Linked DNA regions of Homo sapiens: all the other regions are linked to region 2. A link is an interaction called in ENCODE POLR2A ChIA-PET data of the cell type or tissue named here. Cell type or tissue: MCF 10A. All regions are shown on one strand.

Region 1 (5,000 bases), 62 kb after region 2:
TGTAAATGTATTAATATTTTACCAAACAGAAGCTTTGGGAAGGGCCTGTGAACCATGAGAGACCGTTAGTTGTTTATTCTGGATGTCAGAAGTCATCTGAGTAGTTTGTGGCATTACTGTGATAGTCCAAGGGAGTTCAGTCACTCTGGGGCAGGAATCTCTGGTCTAGAACACACATAGAAGGTGAATGTTCTTCATTCATACTGAAGGTGATGGAGATGTAGATCTCTGCTCTTCCACCTCTCATGTGGATTTCAATCAAATTAAGATTGATTCCAGAAATCCTGTTCAGCCTGGACCTGCCTGGAACCTGTAGGGGAAGGTTGAACCTGAAGTTGGTCCCAGAAAGTCTTTGCTGGCTGTCAGGGATATCCTGACCTCTGGCAAAGACTCTATCTCTTTATCTCTTAACATTGTCATTAGGTTGGAGAAATTGGTATATTCATTTCCAGAAGCCCTTGGTCCTTTGTGGGGAGTTGGAGTGTTTGTTGGACCCTGAAACTGATAATATAGCATTATCTTGTGTTTTAGCTCTCTTAACCCCCAGAAGGAAACTTGGAGGACATAGAAAATTCATGCGTCTTAGAAGTAGGTAAGGCTAGAAGCCAGTCTGGGCATCCTCAGATCACAATTCACACACCACAGGGTTGTCTGAGATCCTGCAAGAACAGGCTGGGGTTCTGCTTATGTCTGCTGAGTTCCAACCAGCCCTGGTCACCACAGCGAGTTAGCAATTGCCTCTGTCTATGTTAGAATGGCATGTGCCCGAGGCAAGCCCCTATTTTCTCCTCTAACTCAGCCTTTACTCAGCAACCTCTCCTTTATTCTCTGTGGCTAAAAGATCTCAGCTTGCCTGGTGGCTTATGAAAAAGACCACTTGTTGCGATCCCGTTTGTCTCACTTCTGGGTGCCATACATGTCCTTTATAATACCAGGGACAGCTATCTGCCAAAACATAATGGGCATTTCTTGATCTGAATATAGTTTAGGTTTACTTAGATTTTCGCCACTTTGGGGTGTGGTATCTCTGGCTTTTACTGCAGGGCCTGGCTGCTGTCAGCTCTTTCTGGAGCTCTTAGGATCTTCTCTGTGCCCTGACATGTTCTGCATCAGTCAACATCTTAACAGGAAGCAGAATGCCATTCAGACATCCAGCTGAAGAGTATTTAATGAAGGGACATTTTGCAGAGTTATGGGCAAGGTTAAAAGGACCTTCAAGGAGGCTGAGGCACCTATAGAAGAGTAACAGGGAGAAGCCTTTACTAACCCCAGTCCTGGAAGGGCAAAGGAGGGGAGTGCTGTTACCGGAGGATGGTGAGAACTTGAGCCAAAAAGGAGTAGCCTCCCACCCCCACCGCCACACTTGGAGCTGCAGTCAGAGAAGGATCCAACCCCTGCCAAACCCTGACGTGAAAGCAGGGAAGGAGTGGGAACGAACATTCCCAGCCCTCTCCCACCCTGCCGTTCGCCATTCTGCCAGTGCTTCCTATTGGCCACACCCAACCGAAAGCCAGAGAGCAAAGAGGCTTCAGCAAGGCAGACTGCAAAGGCAGCTTCCGGGTGGCAGGAGAGAGACGGCAGGGCAGCAAATGGATCAGAAGTCAAGATGGCAAGTGGGGCAATGAGCACAGCTGTCTAGGGACTGTCAGTGCCTCCGTGGGACCACCACTGTATCCAGAGGTGTCCTGAGTGGAATGTGAGACACATGGGTTCCTTTGGAACTGTCCCATGGCATGGGGAGTGAGGTGGGGGACACTGCCACTTTCCTGCCTTTAAAGTATCTAGTCTTGGCAGCCATTCCCATGGAATAATTTCCCTATTACTTTTTCCTATGAATAATCTACCTACCTTCCACTTTTAAAATTTTTAATTTTTTTCTTTTTTAAAATTTGAATAATTTTTTAAAAGCCCTCAAGGTTGACAAGGACTAGGATTGACAGTACTATGGCTTTTAGAAATCCCTGTTGTCCATTTAAATTTTAATGTTTCTATCATTTGTTCCTCAGTGTAAATTAACAGCCATGGCAGTGTGTTGGGTTTCTTTTCTGAAGTCGAGACTTTAAATTTAATTCAATAGCCGAGATTTACGGCGCTTCTATATTTCACACGGCAGAATCAATAATGTGACTGAAGTGAAGAAGATAAAAATTTATGGTATCTTGCAATTTAATGGTTGAAAAGATGCAATTGGAGAGATCATAAATTGTGAAGGAGTTTATGCTTCATTGCTCCTGATTCAGTGCTTGCTGTTAGAACTTGATTTGTGGCTATTCACAAGGTGTGATTAATGATGTGATCGATGCTTGCTTCAGTGCAGTAAAGCAGTTGTAATGCTCTTCATTAGAATAAATAAAATAAATTGACTGAAGCTTTATAAAAACTGTGTAACATTTAAAATCTAAAATGTCAATTTTTTTTCCTGTTACAATTTAGGTTTCTTCAGGCAGTTTCCACCTACATCACATCACTCATTGTCATTCTTTTTGGATGTTATAGAAATCCATGTGGGTTTGGGTAAGCTTTATGCAAAGCTCACTGAAGGGGAAAAGAAAGAGTTGAATAGGACCCGCAAAGCTGGGATATTGTGGCGGCTGTGCTTTTCCGTCCTCCTAATGTGCATTTTATCCTTCTTAAACACATGGAGTTAAAAGAAATCAACGCGGAAAATGACCCTTCTATTCATACATTTGCTAAAAAACAATGAAAGTGGATAGTTTTTATTTTTTAAGTGGGGTAGATACATACGCATCTCCATTGCCAGGGCCTGAGAGGGCACAGGCACACCCTTCAGACAACGTTGCTTTAATGTGGAGGTTTTGTTTGACATGCTTCTATTGTCAGCTCATGCTATGACTCAGAAAAAAATGAGCAAGCACAGAAGGGGTACGGCAGTCTCAATGTGTTTGCAAAGAATAAAGTAAGTCTAGATAATGCCTGGAGGGCCTTGGTGAGTCACTTGGGCCGGGAAAAGTTGCCTTTTTACACATGCGTAGAGATTCTTGCCAATTTGGGAACTTATTTATCACAATTGTAAACCAGCTGCCTTTGTTTCAATAACAATTTCTGACATTTATTACTGTCAAAGAAAACTTTAGGCATGTCCCAGAGAGAGGTACATGTCTCCAGAGGATACATTTGCTGGGTTCATTTCCTGCGATCATTTCTTCTTTTTGTAAATGCAAAAAGTTGCAAACAAGTGGCATGGTTAATCTATGGACTTAGATGGTCCTAACTGACTTGTGGGTGCTCCAATCCCAATACTAGTTGCAATTGTAGATTTACACAAGGCCCTGGTGTTGGCAAGCCTTTGTAATATGTTTCCATGACTCAAGCAGATTCCATTAGGATGAGTCTGGAAAGGTTTGGTATGGTGGCAGCTTTTGTTTTCCCTCCATGTCAAGGCCTGAAAGGGGTGAAGCAGCCTTGGGGGTGAGCCTCCTGGTTTTTTGCCTTTGACACCAAATTCATGTTCCTTCTTGTCACTTTGGGGTTCTGCAGGAGGATAGGGGTGGTGTGGGGAGGAATGCAGGGGGCAACCCATACATGGTAATTCTCAACTTTAAAGTATCAATTAAACTGGCTTCTCAGATTTTCCTCGTTTCCCTTAACGGATCCTTAACTCACTCTGTGTTTTCTGAATGATGAAGCACCTTGGTGTAGTAGAGACCTAACTTGCAAAAATACTTCCAGTAAAGAAAATGTGGTACATATATGCCACAGAATAGTATGCTGCCATAAAAAAGAAAAAAAGCATGTCCTTTGCAGCAGCATGGATGGAGCTGTAGGCCATTGTCTTAGGTGAACTAAATCAGAAATAGAAAACTAAATACTGCATGTTCTCACTTATAAGCAAGAGCTGAACAATGGACACATGGACATAAAGATGGAAATAATAGACACTGAAGCCTCCAAAAGGGGGGAGGTGGGAGAGAGTGAGAGTTGAAAAATTACCTATCAGATATAGTGTTCACTATGTGGGTAATGAGTACACTAGAAGCTCAATCCCTGCTAGTATGCAATATAGCCATGTAACAAACAAGCACATGTACCCTTGAGCCTAAAAAACACAACACAACAAAAACCCCAAAATACTTCCAGGTTGTCCGCATTTGGCAATCCTCAGTTCAGTGAATTTCCTTTTGCATTGGCATCTGGATGCTAAACAGGAAAGGGAATTTTTAAAGGTTTACAATATTATGTGCACTTGAGGGGCACTACCTGTTTGGGGGTGTAGGAGCTGGAGGATGCAAAGAAGGATTGATTAAAAATGAAAGGAGAGAGTAGGAAGAATGAACAGAGCTTGAATGAAACAGAATTATTTATCTCTGTGGGCTAGATTTCTGGGGGCTAATGGACATTAAGGGGTTGGCGGAAACTGAAGACTGTGTTATTTCATGGAGAACTGTCCTCGAAGTTGGAGGTGCAACAAGCCTCTAGTGTAAGCCTCATGCGAGTAAGGTCGTGTCTGATTGTCCTATCCATGTACCAGTGTCTAGAACAATGCTTGGCACCTACACCAAGCACTGAATAAATGTTCATTTAGCTTATGGTGTGAGGCAATGAATACATCTTTCTAAAGACTGTAGGCAGACCGAGCAACTGAGAAAATGTCAAGGGCCACCACTGAAAGCTTTACAAGTAAGAGCCTGTTAGGATGGCGAGGGTCTGAGGAAATTTGGAGAAAAAACCCTCAGCACAATCTTTAATAAGCGTCTGCGTCATCCCGATGAACGACTGTTGTGGTTTGGATGCTTATGGCTTTGATCTACCTTTCAGTCAACATATATGAGCAGTTTGGGGGGATAATAGAATGAGAATTCCCAAAATATTGTTGGAGGAGAAGGGAGCAATAGGTGTTGGCAGGGAAATTCCAGCCCAAGTATATAAATAACCAAAGGGAATTTTTTCATCAAATTGTGGGAAGCGGATGAACCAACCTCTCTGGGCCTGTTTTCCTATCCGTATTGGGGGCAAGGTGAGAGAAGCCGTAAGATGTTCCC
Region 2 (5,000 bases):
TTACTAAAAAGGTCTCAGACTTTCTCTTTCTAACCTCTTCCCCTCCTATATTTTTCTCCTTTTACCTAGGGGTACCTTTTTTCACATTCACCATTAAAGTTCTGCAGCCAGTGAAATTGCCCAATACGCTCCCTATCCCAAGACTGTCGCAGTCTCATATAGGAAAGTATATGAGTGAGTCATTAATAACACATGGAGTTACATAAGTAATGATTTCTTTCAGGTATAACCCAAATGTCTTGGTCTTCATGAGCTGGTAAGGGCAATTCAGTCTGGTCTTATTAATATGAAGCTGCCTGTCTAGATTCAGAGATTCTAGGGTTTTACTAGTCTGCCTGCAGATGACAATGCCTCCAGGCGTTCCTAGGGGTGCTCTAAAGTGTTCATGAATCTGCTGGTTGTTACTCAGTGCTTTGAGTTGGTCATGGTTACTGCTGCTACTGCCACTTCAAGACCATGAAGAGTAGGAGAATGCTCCATTTGTGTTGCACTGTATTGGAAGAAAGTTCCAGTTTAGGTTCACCAAACCCCACAGTGTTACAGTTCTAGAGGTCAAGCATCTGCCAGAGGCTGGAGCTCAAAGAGCAATTGACTTAGGGCCATTTCTTCTCCAGGGCAAATACAAGGCACCCAGTGCCTGAGTAAGACCTGGGGCCATGGGGATTCTCTAGAGGGTGCTCAGTATGACTATCCTTCTCCAGCCTCAGGCCATTGGCTGAGTCTTACCATGCAGACACCTTCTTTGCTTATGATGAATTATTTTACAGGGGCACTGTTATTCTTGAACTGTGGCTCCTCCACCCTCCACCCCTGGGCCAGGTCTCCAGTGCTGCAGGCCATTAGATGTCACTGTGTTTTCCTGAACTTCCCCACAGCTCCTCAGTCCATATATGAATCACTGGATACACAGATTTTTCGTGGAAGGTGCCCAGGTGGTGGCCTGACTCATCCTTCACTAAGAAGGGAACTTAGACCTACCCACAGATATTTGCAGTTTGAGTTTTTATTGTAATGGCTGCTTCCTTCCTTAGGAAAGGAATTTAAGGCATCAAAGAACACATGGGAGACTACCAATGTGGGTAAACTTAAAATCACATTCCAATCCCATTGGGAATTTTTTCAAAATTGACACATTTTAATTGTAAATATTTATGGGGCACAATTTGATGTTTCGGTACATATATGTGTTGTATAATCAAGGCAGTTAGATTTATCACCTCATGGAAAAGTGCTCAACATCAATAATCAACAGGGAAATGCAAGTAAAACACACAATGAGGTACCATCTCACTCCAGTTAAAATAGCCTATCATCAAAAGACAAAAAAAAAAAGTGTTGGTGAGGATGTGGAGAAAAGGGAACAATTACAAACTGTTGATGGGATTGTAAAGTAGGACAGCCATTATGGAAAACAGTATGGAGCTTCTTCAAAAAATTAAAAATGGGACTATTATGTGATCCAGCAATCCCACCACTGGGTATATATCCAAGGCAAATGAAATCAGTGTGTCAAAGAGATACCTGCACTCCCATGTTCATTATAGCACTAGTCACAATAGTCAAGCTATGAAATTGACGTAAGTGTCCAACTTCAGATGAATGGATAGATAATTTTTTATTAGTGTGACTCTTTTCCCTTTGCTTCTTTTCCCTTTGAGATTCCAGGGAGTCAGACTGCAGAGGGATGTGGCTAAGTCCAAATTCCTTGTTTTCTCTACTTCAAGTCTAGCTGAGAGAAAAGGATCCTACATACTGAGTGCATATCCCATTTTCCCACTCACGAGTTCTCTGGAAGCAGAGCCAAAACCGAGCAGCAAAAGTCAATTGATTTATTCTAACATATGCTTCATGTAACTTGAGATGTTGAAAAGCCCTGCATAGTTGCACCTAATTGAACACAGTCAGCAAATCCCATGGTCACCTGACATGTGTAATTTAGACGAGTGGATTAGTCAGCCTGAGACTAGGCACCTTCGTGCATGAATATGGGTGTGGGTTGCCAAGATACCCTCAAGAATGTCCTATGTGCCTATTGAAGCAGGAATCCAAAATTAGAAAAATGCAAATGGCTGTCGTACATGCACACAGTGAGGATGGGCCTTTGCCAATTCAGTTGGCTCCCTTCTAAATCCCAAGGCTGTGTCTTCCATGGAGTAAGGAAGCTGTCGATTTGAGTACTTATTAGAAGAGGAAAAAGGATTCCAATTGTACAAAGCTACTGTAAGTCCTTTGGAAGGAACTGGTGTACAAGTCTTAATATATAATAAATTGAAGGGATGTATGTGACGGACAAGAAAGCAATCTTGACATGACTCATGACTTCTAGTAGTCAAGAATCATTAGATCTGCAAGTGTTTCTTTGGCATGCACCTCTTCCTAATATACAATTTCATTCTTTCTCTCTTGTGACTCCCAAACTCATAGAACATGGACACCCATTGGAAGCAGATATTTTCAGATTCCCAGGTGCACATAAAACTATCCCCCTCCACTCCTAAACATATACACACCAGCTAGAAAGAAGAATTCCATTTAGGATTCTGCCTGCCTTTGTTTAATTCTTCTGTTAGAGCTTTTTAAGTATATGCAGTATACTTAAAATATTGAGGGCTCTGCTCTGCCCTAACTCACAGACTTACAGACCTCTTCCAAGGAGCGTTTTGGTTTCCTTTTAAGTCAGAGATTGGGGAGATTTGATATCAAAAATCCCCAAAATTCTGCAGTGTTTTCATTTTTGGGGTGAATTCTATTTTGCTACTGTGAACCCTGGGTATGAACAGGCATTCCTGTTCTTCCTCCCTCTGGTGCAACCCTTATCTGTGAATAGAAAGTGTCTGCAGAGACCATGGTACTCTGTGGATGAATCCCACTGCTCCTCTGTGGAGTTGCTTCTGGTGGAGGGCAGTCAACACCATCATTCAGGATGCTCAACACAATAAGCCAGAGAAATGAAGGAGATAAAAAAAGAGACATGTCAGAAATCTATCCTCAAAAGATGATCTTTTAGGGAAGGAGAATGGCTTTGAGATTAAACTCCAGAATTTCAGAGTTCTTTGTCTCATATTCCATGTAAAGGTCTTCAAATGAGTGACCATAGGAAAAGTCTTTGATGATTCTTTTGCTTGATATTACTTCCTTAAAAATTGCAACTATAACAAATGTCAACAAAATTCCTTGTAAGGATGAGTGACTAATTACGTATTATAGGGCACACACATGGAGTTGTTCATCAAAACAACTTATTTACCTAGTTACTCACCTAGTTGTGCTGTTTCTATTTTGCTATTTGATGTAGCCCCAAGAGGCCGATAATATAAAGTGCCTCTCCCTGGCTTAAATGCAATTATTGAGATCAATTCAACAAACTCTTAGTGGCATTCTACTACCATCAGACACTGTGCCAGGACCTAGAGAATCAAAGGTTTTGAAAGCCATTAACCTGCCCACCAAGAGCTGACAGCTGGGGAGAGATAGGCCCGTACACAGATGGTTTCAGTCATGTGGCAAATGCAGCTCTAGTTTCAGGCCAGGCCTATGGGATGCTTAGCTGGCCAGCATGAGTCAGGTGAGGCTTCTTGAAGACCAGGATCCATGTGATCAATATTTTTGTCTGCTCATTTCGGGGAGAAACTTTTTTAAATTTCAAAGTTAATCCATGTCCAATTTAACAGTGCACAAATGTGTAAAGGCAAAAGTGAAATGAGATGAATCTTAAAGGCTAAGTGAATATGCAAGTTTTCCCCATCGAGGGTAGACTCTGGGAAGGGAGAGATCTAAATGTGTCTTACAGGCTGAGGAGAAGTCAGGAAAGAGAGAGAGAGAGCGCAAAGCATACAGGAGAGGGCATAAGCAACAGTCCGAGGCCTAGGAGAGCAGGGCACTGGGGTTAAGAGGACAGGTGATGGATTGGCTGTGAGCAGATGCAGAACGAACTCATTCTCTGAGATCGGAGGGGAGGGTGGTTATGGCTGTCAATGAGTTTCGTGTGTGTGTATGAGCACACATAGGTCAGAAATTTAAGGTTGGGTACATCTGATGGTCATAATAGCCAACATTCTCTGAGCCAATACACTCATCAATCACCTACTATGTGCCAAGCACTGTTCCAGGACTGGAGATACAGCAACGAACAGATGAGCTGAAGGCCCCCTCCTGAGGACAGATGGAAGCCTGCCATGTGGAAATGGGGAGCCCAGGACTGGCTGCAGCACACTTACTGGCCGCGTTGTAGCACTATGTTGATAAGGCTCAGGATCTTGTGATCTCTACTATCCACTGATTTGATGTAAGATCCAACTGGGACGATTTCATCCTTGGTCATTTGGACAGGAGTGAAGTGGATGACAGCAGATGACATTTGGGATGCTTATCTAGGTCATGGCCTCTTTTTCTAAGGACTGCCCTCACCCACCCATGAGGATGGACCCAGTGGACATGTTTGTGTTATTCTGACCTTGACCATTTCCCTGGTATAGTCATGTGGATCAGGAATGGACACCTGGCCTAAGCTGGATAGCTCAGATTTTTTTCCTGGGAATTTGGAATTGGTCCTGAGAGAGCTACTCAATTTCTGCAATCACTTTAATTAAATACACATAAATTCAGGATATTAGGGGTAGCCATGCTTGGATCTGTGTATAGAGGAGTATTGCAAAACAATCTAGGGAGAAGAGAGAATTAATTATGATGAGGGTGGAGAGAGAGGCAGGGATGAAAGTCTATGTAACTTGAGAGCGTGAGAGAAAGCAAATCTATTTACTTATCCAACAGTGACTTGAGTGCCTACTCTGTGTTTAGACATGGGGGACACTGTGGTGTCAAGATATGCAAGCTACCTTCCAAACACTTCCATTCTAGAGGGAAGGGGCCTACCTTGGCTCTGGACAGCTTTCTGAGTCTTGGTCCTGGTGCATTGTGAGGCCCAGCTCCATTTTTTGTCCTGGGTTTTCATCTAACTTGTTTCTTATGACAACAATCCCTGCCCCCATCATTGCACCTGA
Region 3 (5,000 bases), 140 kb before region 2:
AAATTAGCAATAATCTTTACTGGAATTTTAATAGCTTAGAACTTTAAAGTTCATCTACTCTAGTCTTTCTTGTTGTTGTTTTTGTTTTTGTTTTTTTTTTTGAGACAGAGCTGACTCTGTCACTGAGGCTGGAATGCAGTGGCACAATCTTGGCTCACTGCAACCTCCGCCTCCCAGATTCAAGTGATTCTTGTGCCTCAGCCTCCCGAGCAGCTGGGATTACAGGCGCCCGCCACCACACCCGGCTAATTTTTGTATCTTTAGTACAGACAGGGTTTCACCATGATGACCAGGCTGGTCTCAAACTTCTGGCCTCAAGTGATCCACCCACCTCGGCCTCCCAAGTGTTGGGATTACAGGCATGAGCCACCGTGCCTGGCCAGTCCCATCATTTTTACAGGCAAGGAAACGATGGTCCTGAGTAGTGACAGCAACACTGTTAGTGGTGGCGCTGGGCTAGCCTCCAGCTCCTCTGGTCAACTGCCTGTGGTACCCAACACTGAGTGGAAAAGCTGCCTTTCTATTGGCTCCTAGGATTGCACAGTTATGCATATGTGATGAAGGAAATGGCCATCTCCACTCAACGTTTATGGTATTTTCACTTAGCTTTTGGACACTGCTGATATTGCTGAATTAGAACAATTCTAGAACATTTATTATTATGTGGAAAGATCATTCATGGCTCTCTAAAATTATTAGTGTAGCCTATTGTAAGTGAAGAGAGAGAGAGAAGAAAAGACACTTCAATGTTTTATGTCCAGAAAGACCTAGTACTTGAATATCAGAGAATACTAGAAATGGAGAAAATATATTTACTTAATGTCACTATAAAATTATTTCTTTTCATGTTGAATCATTGCTAACAATTCACACAATTATAATTTTATATTAGAGAAACAACATCTTTGATATAAAGTAATTTAAGTTGCTCTCTGGTATCTTAAATGTCAAACCAGGGCAAAATCTTACCTGGTAGAAACTGTAGAGTTATGATTGCCACATACCTAGGGTGAGCATTTATTGTTTTGTTTGCTAAGCTCTCTCCCTTCCTTCTGAGACTGTTTTGGGAAACTGCTGGTCTAATACAGGATGCAAAAGGGAGTTGCACTTTAAAATTTGACCTTGACTCCCTGGTGTTGTGATTGTTGCTGGGTGTGAGGTTGGCATGGGCAAGCCAATTATACCACCATATTCTTAGGCAACAATGATTGCTCTGAGAAGGGGCATGTATCCTAAACTAGACCCAGCAGAGTCGTTCCTTGCCATTTTTAAAAAACAGAAGTTGGTAGCAGAGGAGAAGAGTTTCTTTACTTTCTTGTCTTGATGCTGAGAAAATATGACTTAGAAGTAGCTCTGATTGTAGCCTTGGGTAGATAAAGGTGATCTGCAAGAATGAAGCCAGCCCGCAGAGAGAAGCAGAGAGGACAAAGGATGAGAGAAAGGGAGAGAGCTCCTTGACAGGGTTAGAGGCCCTGGTTGCAGTTATGCATGAGGCTCTCCTCTTCCTGTAACCAGGTATCAGCCAGTAATTTTTGTTTTTTCTTTTTTGCTGGTTTGGGTTTTGAAGCTTTGCAGCTAACCATTGATCAAGTTTTAACATACGAAGATTTTGTTTTGCTTTGTTAACTAAACAAGTTGAGCAAATGTGCCTTCTGTATCCCAGAATGTAGATTGCATTGTGTATGTGAGGTAGATATTTATAAGGATGCTGTATTATTTTTCCTCTCTCCTACTTTGACGTTCACTGTATATTACTTACGTAACAGGAAATTAGAAAAAGTTTGAGAAATGTGTCTAGCAGCCTGGCTAAATTTGTCCAACTGCTAAGCAGTCCAGTCTGCCAGGCTGACTTTAATCTGGAAAAGTTCTTTAAAAACCAACCAGTTTGATACAAATGTTTTTGTTGAAATGTTTTCTAGTATGTAGCAGAACTGGCTCTCTCACAAAGCAGCCTATTTATAGTAGTAATTCCTTTGAAGAAAATTTTTTTGTCTGAGTACATGATCAAAGTAACAGCAGAACACTGAATGGATGCATTAATCCAATAAGATATTTAAGTTTGTATTAAATTCTAGAAACTTGAAGCAGGACATCTGAAATGGATTTCACTCAGCATAGTGTAAATCATAGTTCTTGATGGGGTATATTAAAAAGAAAATCTCCTATGGTTTTAATATCTTTAGGATTTTTCTGTAGGAGGGAGTTAGGGCCTGGTGAGTGGGTAAAAGAAAATAAATAGAAAAAAATTTGTAAAAGTTAAAATGCCAACACATGTGCATCGACACCTGAGAATGACAGGGGTGAGGAGAGCCACTATTTCTCAAACATCATCTACCAGCCTTGGAATTGGTTCTTGCCCGAAGTGTTCCTTCCACAGGTAAAAGGAAAAAAACAGCAGAAAATGAGAAAATTCTGATTGAGTTCTGCAGAGCCAAGGGCAAATCAATAGTTCATTTCCCTGACTCCGATATTCAAAACTTGATTTGGAATCAATTTGTGTTTAGAAGGTTTCCACAAATTCTAAGGCAACAAAAATGAAGACATATCACAGAATTTAATCTGTCTTGTTTGCAGCCCTTCCCCTGCCCAGGACTCGACAGATGCAGGAGGGACAGCTGGCAGGAGGAAGGCTTGGATGAAGTCACCAAGGGGACTGTTTGGCTGGTGACTCATGGCTTAAATTTAATTGTTTTGGCAAAGTCAATATGTTGCTCTTGTGTAGAAACAGAAATAATGAGGATATTTGGGTTGATGTTTCTGATTTTTTGAAGGAGCTGTGGTAGTCTTGAATAAATAGAATGGAGATCGGGACCTAGTAAACGAAGACTTGGGGCGATGACATCCATTGCTTCCTTCAAGGTTTTAATGAAAACTGGTGTCCTCTAGGAAAAGAAATGCAGTCCCTTGGGAAGCAATCTTGTACTAGAGAGGAAAAGGCAGCTTTTGGATAATGGTTTCATTTGTAAATATTAAAAAATACCTTGTAACTGGAAATTGTGACTAGAAACCTGTAATTTTCTTGATAATGATTTCTGTTTATATGTGTATGTATCTGTTCATGGTGACATCCGACTTCCCAATATTTCTCAACTATCTACAATTTGGCTGAGAACCAGAAAGTGAGGGGAAAAAAATGACCAAATGAGATGCCCAGAGCCCAGTGACGAAAGCCCTTGTGCTTTACCCATAGATGTTCTTATGGTCTTCTTCTTCTAGTGTTTTCTTCCTTGATTGAAGGCGCCACTGCTCATCCACTTGCATAAACCAGACCTCTAGAAACTCTCCCAGGCACCTTCTTTCCCTTCATCTGGGTGCGCCCATTCACCTTTCGGTCATGCCACACTGACCTTCTACACAGCTCTCAAATCGTCCACTCTTCACGTGCAGGGAGTCTTGACCTACTTTTTGCAATGAAACCCTTTGGCAGTCTGGTGAAGCCTATGTGCCCCTTTTTAAAGTAAGATTTTTAACTTTTTAATTTTTTTTAGCAAACTAATGCAGAAAGAATAAGGCTTTATAATGCATTAAATAAAACACAGGATTACAAAGAAAACCAATTATGTTAAAATACAGTTATCAAAGTATTAATAATTTTGACTTATAATAATATATGTGCTTCTTTATAAATGCATTATGTAATATGACATAGTAGCAGGCCTAACAACTGCAGTAATTTTCAAGTAGTGATGAGTATAAATGACATATATATATATTTTTGTTGTTGTTGTTGTTTGTTTTTGAGACGGAGTCTCGCTTTGTCACCCAGGCTAGAGTTTAGTGGCACAATCAATCTTGGCTCACTGCAACCTCCGCCTCCCAGCTTCAAGTGATTCTCCTGCTTCAGCCTGGGATTACAGGCACACACCAGAATGCCCGGCTAATTTTTGTATTTTTAGTAGAGATGGGATTTTACCATGTTGGCCAGGCTGGTCTCGAACTTCTGACCTCAGGTGATTCGCCTGCCTCGGCCTCCCAAAGTGCTAGGATTACAGGCGTGAGCCACCGCGACTGGCTGAGTATAAATGATATCTTGATATATCTGCAGCAACTGTAATGTGATCTGAAAACACCTGTGATTTCTCTCGGTAGCAAGGTCACAGATGCTGCTAATACTCCTGAGGTTTGCTGCCTACATTTATAACGGAAGGAAATACTAAATTTCAATTAGCGGTTGATGACAATAAAGATACGCTTGTTTTCCCACCTAAATTCACAGAATTCTGTGGAGCCTGGACTGAGAATACTGCCTTTAGGCCAAGCCACCATCGTTTTTGCTGGACTTAACTGCCACAGGCTCCTACTGGATGTAAAGCTTGCCCATGTCCAAAATGTCCTCTACTCTGCAGCCAAGATGGTGTTTTCAAAATGCAACTGCCCACTTATACACCTGAACTGCCTTCCATTGCCCTTAGAGACCAAAAGGCCTAGGTCTTGGCCACAGGGCTCCTCTTCCTATGTGGCAGATTCTGTGTTCTCTCCCACCACAGGGCTTTGGCACGTGTGTTTCTCTCCACATCCTTCCTCACCAGTGAACTCTTAGGAGATCTGCTCAACCATCACAAGGAAGTCTCCTCTGACCTTCCTGATCAGTTCCTGGTTGTCTACTGCCTCATATCCCTCTTGTTTCTCTGAGGTGATGTTACATTTATTTGCATGATTCTTTGGCTAATTGCTTGTCCACCCATCAGCTGTGGGTTTCATCAGAACTGGTTTCCAGCCTGGCCAACATGGTGAAACCCCGTCTCTACTAAAAATACAAAAATTAGCTGGGTGTGGTTGTGGGCGCCTGTAGTCCCAGATACTTGGGAGGCTGAAGCAGGAGAATCGCTTGAACCCGGGAGGTGGAGGTTGCAGTGAGCCGAGATCTCGCTACTGCACTCCAGCCTGGGCAACAGAGCAAGACTCTGTCTCAAGAAAAAAAAAAAAGAACTGGTTTCATGCTATTCCCAGGACAGTGCCTGGCATATAATAGAGGCTCATTAAATGCTTGTAGAATAAAT

Evidence for each region. ChIA-PET counts read pairs that join two places held together with the same protein. Peaks named below come from ENCODE experiments on the same cell type or tissue, not always from the same donor. Only the 100,000 strongest peaks of a DNase experiment are listed, where the experiment ranks them.
Region 1: POLR2A ChIA-PET joins it to region 2 with 6 read pairs; 2 of 35 experiments call an interaction of 5 or more read pairs at or near these places.
Region 3: POLR2A ChIA-PET joins it to region 2 with 5 read pairs; 2 of 35 experiments call an interaction of 5 or more read pairs at or near these places.

Annotation. Positions count from the first base shown.
Region 1 is chr2:173,650,809-173,655,808 of GRCh38, reverse strand. No RefSeq gene overlaps it. Among named protein-coding and RNA genes, the nearest start is that of CDCA7, 300 kb to the right of the region's middle. In MCF 10A, no CTCF peak of the experiment used is centred here; DNase peaks (open chromatin) are centred at 2,898 and 3,318.
Region 2 is chr2:173,712,582-173,717,581 of GRCh38, reverse strand. No RefSeq gene overlaps it. Among named protein-coding and RNA genes, the nearest start is that of SP3, 250 kb to the left of the region's middle. In MCF 10A, no CTCF peak of the experiment used is centred here; a DNase peak (open chromatin) is centred at 1,951.
Region 3 is chr2:173,852,683-173,857,682 of GRCh38, reverse strand. No RefSeq gene overlaps it. Among named protein-coding and RNA genes, the nearest start is that of SP3, 110 kb to the left of the region's middle. In MCF 10A, no CTCF peak of the experiment used is centred here; a DNase peak (open chromatin) is centred at 2,642.